Linked DNA regions of Homo sapiens: region 1 is linked to region 2. A link is an interaction called in ENCODE POLR2A ChIA-PET data of the cell type or tissue named here. Cell type or tissue: CD4-positive, alpha-beta T cell. All regions are shown on one strand. Links, peaks and the distances in the headings refer to the core of each region. The heading gives the core; the rest is flanking DNA.

Region 1 (2,934 bases), core at 143-2,642, 94 kb after region 2:
ATACACATATAAATACATGTGAACTGAGATCTCCAACCTAAAATTTAATAGCATGAGTATTACGTTATTGCAAATTTGGAAGATTTCAAATTTTTAATATACCACAATGTTTTATGGAAAATAGCACAATGTTTTATGGAAAAATTTTTCCAAGCTTTATAAGTATTTCATTTCCACTTCTTAAAAAAAATACCAATTGCAGAAGTATATACTCATATCGTTTACATATAATGAACTAATGGGAGAGGGAAAATTATGAAATTGTATAGAAATAGACCAAAATACACTGGGGTCTTAACAGAAAGACTAGATAACAAGTCTTATTTAAAATACAGTCCTACCATATGAACCATGAAATAATTTTATAACAAGGCTCCAGTGTACAAGTCCTGGCAGAAAACCCAGGTTAAACTAAATAGGTAAGAACAATTACAAATTTGTCATAGAACTGTTGATTTTTTTATTCTAAAAATTAGACCATTAGCTTAGTTTTACATAATGATGTTTGATAAATTTATATAATGAATAAGAGTAAGATTATGATCAGAAATTGAACTCATATACTCATATACTATGCTTTATAAAATATATTAGTTCAACTAAATACATAATGACAATTCATAACTCTAAAATGTGAACCTAATAAATGTAATGAAAATTATTTCCTATTTATGGAAATTATAAAATGTTGGGTCCTAGGTTTCATACCTTTTAGGTCTATAGAAGTATACATATGCTACCATTCTTAATACCTCCACCTTTTGTCTTATAATTATACATATTGTGAATCAATTTAATTATAGCACACCTAGATTTTAATTGTAAAAAAAATAGTTGAAGTTTAAAGAGTGCTAAATATATGCTAGGCATTGGGCAAAATGCTCAACATGCATTACTTCATTGAATTCTCACAACAAAGTGATGAGGTTAGTACTGTTATTATTATCCCCACTGCAAAGATAAGGAAACTGAGGTACAGAGAGAGAAGTAACATTCCCAAGATCTCCAGGGTGATTATGAACCAGGTCTTCCTTATAGGTAATGTAATATATTGCCCTTTAAGAATATTCTATATTTTGTTTGATAATTACTTCCTTTAAATAAAGAATTTCCATGTAGATATGTATGTAATCAAAATTTAACAGTGAAATATATGATCAAAGCAACCTTTTTCATTTCTGTGATTCGATATATATGTGTGATATGTGTATTTTACAATTGAAATTTAGTAATTATTTTGCCTGAGTAATTTTATTACTTTAAAAGCCAATACAACACATCACAAAATAGTCTCCCTACTCATTTTAACGTCAGAAGTCAAATGTAAAAAGTAAAATTTCAGTAACACTAATACACATCATACTATCCAGCTTCTCACATATGTTTAGGGAAGGGTAAGAATAAAAGCCAGAAACAGAAATCATCAACAAATAAAACTCGAGTACATAATAAACTGTCAAAGCTAAAAATGGTCCTGTTTTTCTACACAAGAAAAGGGAAGGTGGTAAAATAGATCTTTACGCATGTGAAAGAATTACAAAAAAACGAACAGAGATATATTGTATGAAGCTAATTAGGTGAAGCATGCAGAAATAACTAGTAGTAACAGAGCGTTAGTAATAACTGTAATTAAGAATGTTTGTATTTATAATAGGGTGCTGTTATTTACATATAGTGGTACTTACATCCCTGTACAGCCAAATCTACAGCCCAAACCAAAGTCAGGTGTGAAAGAAAGCACAACAATGTCAGTAAGTACTAGGACGCAGAACAAGGAAAAGTGTACAGTTTGTACTTTTATATTTTAAAAAGCTAGCAATCACTTTATAGGTAATAAGCAAAAAGGTTCATATATATAAGCCAATAAAGTAGACATACTTAACTATAAAAATACTTACATCAATATAGTTGGCATTAATATAATCTGAGGAAGGATCATCCTCTACGGGTTGCAAAATCACTCTGGAGTGATCATCTAAAATTTTAAAATAATAAATATAAGCTGTTAAATTTTCCCCCTGTTCTGAGACAATGTCATTGGTAGAGACTAAAGAATTCAGTGGTTGCCCATAGTCTATCCATAGTATACTACTACCAAATCAGTCCTTTGAAGAAATATAAGAATGTTAGTGAACCTTGCTATTACACTTATAATATTGTGTGACTTAAGCTTCACTGACTTGAACCTTCATAGTTAGTGTTTAGGAGACATGAAATTGTCTGGTAAGTAATCATTTGAGTCATAGAATTGTCTACATAACTGAACTAGACTTAACTTCTAATTTTGCTTTTTAGTCATGACTTTAAACGGGTTGGATCCTTTTCTTCTGCACTTTACAGCAAATGAGCCACAGAATTAAAAAGTGAATTTTGAATTCCCGCTCTCAGTTTCTTACTCCCTGAGAATCAAGGTTAGATTTTGAGCTATTCATAAGATACTTTAAAATAATTTAAATTCAGAGCAGAGTGGTCTAGGTAAATCAGCAGCTAGTTACAAGTTAAACTATCTGCTACTTTCTTTACTGATCCTGTGGTTTTGTCTGATAATGACTTTATTATCCCGTGTATATCTTGAGGACTTACTCAGGAGGAAGTCCCTAACGATAAATAATATCGAACAACTGGAGTTTAGACAGTGGCTCCAAGTAAGAATTAAAGGCACGTGGAAAGAATAACACCCCAATCTTGAATATGTTTGATGGAAGTGTTAAAACAATTTATAACTGAAAAGATCTTACTTTTTCATTATCCTGATAGTCTCAGCTGTTCAGTAATACCCCATGCATTTATGTACAAACATGAAATCAAACAGCAAGTTATCTCCACAGGGTGAAGTGGCTGAGTCAATTTAATTAATGAGGATGATGACAATTTCAGAATCACTGCTAATAGCCAATGTTGTTTTTGTTTGTTGTTGTTGTTTTTTGAGACAGA
Region 2 (2,934 bases), core at 140-2,639:
AGACAAAAAATGATTTGGGGCTGGCTTAGAAATAGAGACATTGATAATATGATTATACACGGCAAAACATAGTCTGATTCCAAAAATCAACTTACAAATTAGTTAAATAAAACTGTACACTAAGCTGATAACAGCCCATATCAATTCATCACCTGCAAGTATGTGTGTGTATATTTTATATATATATATATATATATAATATATATAAAAACTGGAGCTGACGTGTTAATCTTTCTTTTACTTTGCAACATAATATGTAATACATTATTTTGTCTACGAACAAGAAAGACCTGCCTACCAACAGTTAAGTTATTTTCCTGGTAGTTTTGTCTTGATCTGTTTCTACAACTGCTTCAATTCTACCACTCTTGAGGCCAGAAATACACCTACAGAATTATTAATTGTATTCTATGTATTCAAACTAACCATGTAAAGATTCTAGGTTGTATATTGGAGGTTATAATGTTCTTTCACCTGAATTAACATAGTGAGTTACACCAAAACTCACTATCTTATTATTCAATAAGTTTAATTGAACTCTGAGTTTCAACATCAATTTTTAAAAATTATCTTGTAGCAATAATTTCTATACCTTCAAATTAAAATTTTCATTATTTAAGGAATTTGGAGTTAGGCCACTACAGAGTGAGAAAAACATTGGTATAAGCAACATTTAGGAGCTAAAAGTTTGGGAAATATTTGGAAATACTTCTTTCTAAACACTGTGCCTTTGATAGTTGCTTTTGTTTTAGCAAGCTAAATTTTATTTTTTATATTGTGGAAACATAAATATTGATAACTAAATTTATTATTCTTGATTACAACCAATTTCAAAGCAAAGGCAGAAATAGTTCACCATTCAAGGCCTACAGAAAGCTCAAGAAGCTTCACTCAATTCCTTATTTCTGTCTGTCCCAGAGTCCTGTCTAGTTTCTCCCCTCTCCAACACCATTGGCTTTTGACGATTCGTTGGTCAGTTCATTACTTTCTTTTGTGATCGCCTTTCCTTTACCAGAACTCACATATTTGCTGTTAAAATTCCCCCCCTCCAATTTTCAAAAATGTATACTTTACAAGAATGTTCTAGCCAGTAAAGGTATTGGAGAGTGCTTACCTTCAAGATAGATGCCTGCCTGGATTTCTAGAACCCTGGGTAGGGTCCTGAGGTCAAGGGAGTGGACGAATTCTTCCAGTGATAATGCCATTGCTATGCCTTGGGTAGTTTGTAGACCTGGTGCTCACAGAAACTTGTGGCTTCTGGGTGACACTTGTCTGCAATTGCAGCCCCTGCTCACCATTTCTTCCTCAGGCAGGCAGGAATGTCACACTACAGCCAGAGTGGGGTGGAGTAGCTCTATGTGGGGAGGACAATGAAGAGGGAGGGGGGAAGCAGGAGACAAAAAATGTTATAGCTCTTTTTGTTCACATTGTGGCTTCATTTCCTTCTGACATTGAAGTTGAACAGGATGGGGGTGGGGTGAACAGACACTGCCCAAAAAATGAGACGTGCTAAGTAGCGCATTCTGTCCTTTGTTAATCCAGGTGTGCATCTACTATGGTAGCAAAACTGAGGTCAGAGTTGCTTGTGGCTTGCCCACCAACAAAGAACAGGAATATAGGACTAAAGTCTAATCTTAAAAATGGCACCATGTGAATTCATTATCTCTCTAGTTCATTTCTAAAGCTTGGCTTTGTGCCTTATTTGCATACTGTCAGTGCCTTTACATTAAAATTGGTAATAAAAGTGCTTTGCGTCAGCTCTTTTTAGAATTCTGATACTATACTCTGGAGAGAGTATTGAAACCACTTTTTATTCTTCCACATTAAAAATTTTGCTGAATCTTAAAGGAGGGTAGGGTAGGGATAGAATATGCAAAATGATACAGTAAATTAACAAAGTACATTAAAATGAGTTTTCTAATCTCTACACTATAGTAGAAAGTATTAAAATTACTTGTCAGGAAACCTGCATTTTCTGGGTTTAGTTCTGCTTTTGATTTACAGGCTAACGTCAGCCTTGTCTTCTCTGATTTTCATTTGTTTTATTTACTAAATGGAGATGAAGTAGAAGAGTCCAATAAATTTTATAATTTCTTCCAAGTTCACAATTCCACAATTCTGATCTTATTGTTGAAATTTAGGAGGGGAAATGATCAGCACCAAAGGAAGCAGGAGAAAACTCATGAACATTGATCTCTTCAAAATCCTGCCCCTCTCTATTTTTTGCATGTAACTGAAACAATATTTAAAATATATACAATTAAAGGTGGTAGTTCCTAAGTCTCTTTAAGGTAAAGTAGAAGAATATTGGTTGAGGCTGGGTACGGTGGCTCATACCTGTAGTCCCAGCACTTTAGGAGGCTGAGGTAGGAGAATTGCTTGAGCCCAAGAATTCAAAACCAGCCTGGGCAACATAGTGAGACTTTGTCTCTACAAAAAAATTAAAAAATTAGCCAGGCATGGTGGCACATGCCTGTAGTCCCAGCTGTGAGGAGGCTGAGGAAGGAGGATCACTTGAGCCCTGGAGTTTGAGGCTACAGTGAGTTGTGAACATGCCACTGCATTCCAGGCTGAATGACACAGCAAGACTCTGTCTCAAAAAAAAAAAAAAAAAAAAATAAAGAATACTGGTTGGTATGTATACACTTGAAAGATGACAGGAATCTACACGTTTTCTTTAGTAACCAAACCCAGGCACTTATCTATTAACTGTTTTGGCCTTAGGCTGCAGAGAGCATAGCCACATACAGAGGGTCAGGGGACATCTCAGTTCTACCATGGCCATCATGTAAATGACCTAGAAAGATAAAAACTGCCTAGTTTTGATATGGAGCTTATAAAACTGTTTCAACTCTTTGTAATCCTATTTGACATTTTCAATAATCAGTCCAGCTTCATTTCTTTCTTTATAAAAGTAGAATTTACGATTGACCA

The links. ChIA-PET counts read pairs that join two places held together with the same protein. Peaks named below come from ENCODE experiments on the same cell type or tissue, not always from the same donor. Only the 100,000 strongest peaks of a DNase experiment are listed, where the experiment ranks them.
Region 1: POLR2A ChIA-PET joins it to region 2 with 7 read pairs; 3 of 35 experiments call an interaction of 5 or more read pairs at or near these places.

What each region holds. Positions count from the first base shown.
Region 1 is chr6:127,993,564-127,996,497 of GRCh38, forward strand. PTPRK (protein tyrosine phosphatase receptor type K) reads right to left here. Exons shown (of 30, transcript NM_002844.4): 18 at 1,899-1,975. Among named protein-coding and RNA genes, the nearest start is that of PTPRK-AS1, 33 kb to the right of the region's middle. In CD4-positive, alpha-beta T cell, for the core only: no CTCF peak of the experiment used is centred there; no DNase peak of the experiment used is centred there.
Region 2 is chr6:127,899,728-127,902,661 of GRCh38, forward strand. THEMIS (thymocyte selection associated) reads right to left here and starts at 1,331. Exons shown (of 6, transcript NM_001010923.3): 1 at 1,115-1,331. The coding sequence starts at 1,205. In CD4-positive, alpha-beta T cell, for the core only: no CTCF peak of the experiment used is centred there; a DNase peak (open chromatin) is centred at 1,424; H3K4me3 peaks cover 1,745 bases; H3K27ac peaks cover 1,758 bases.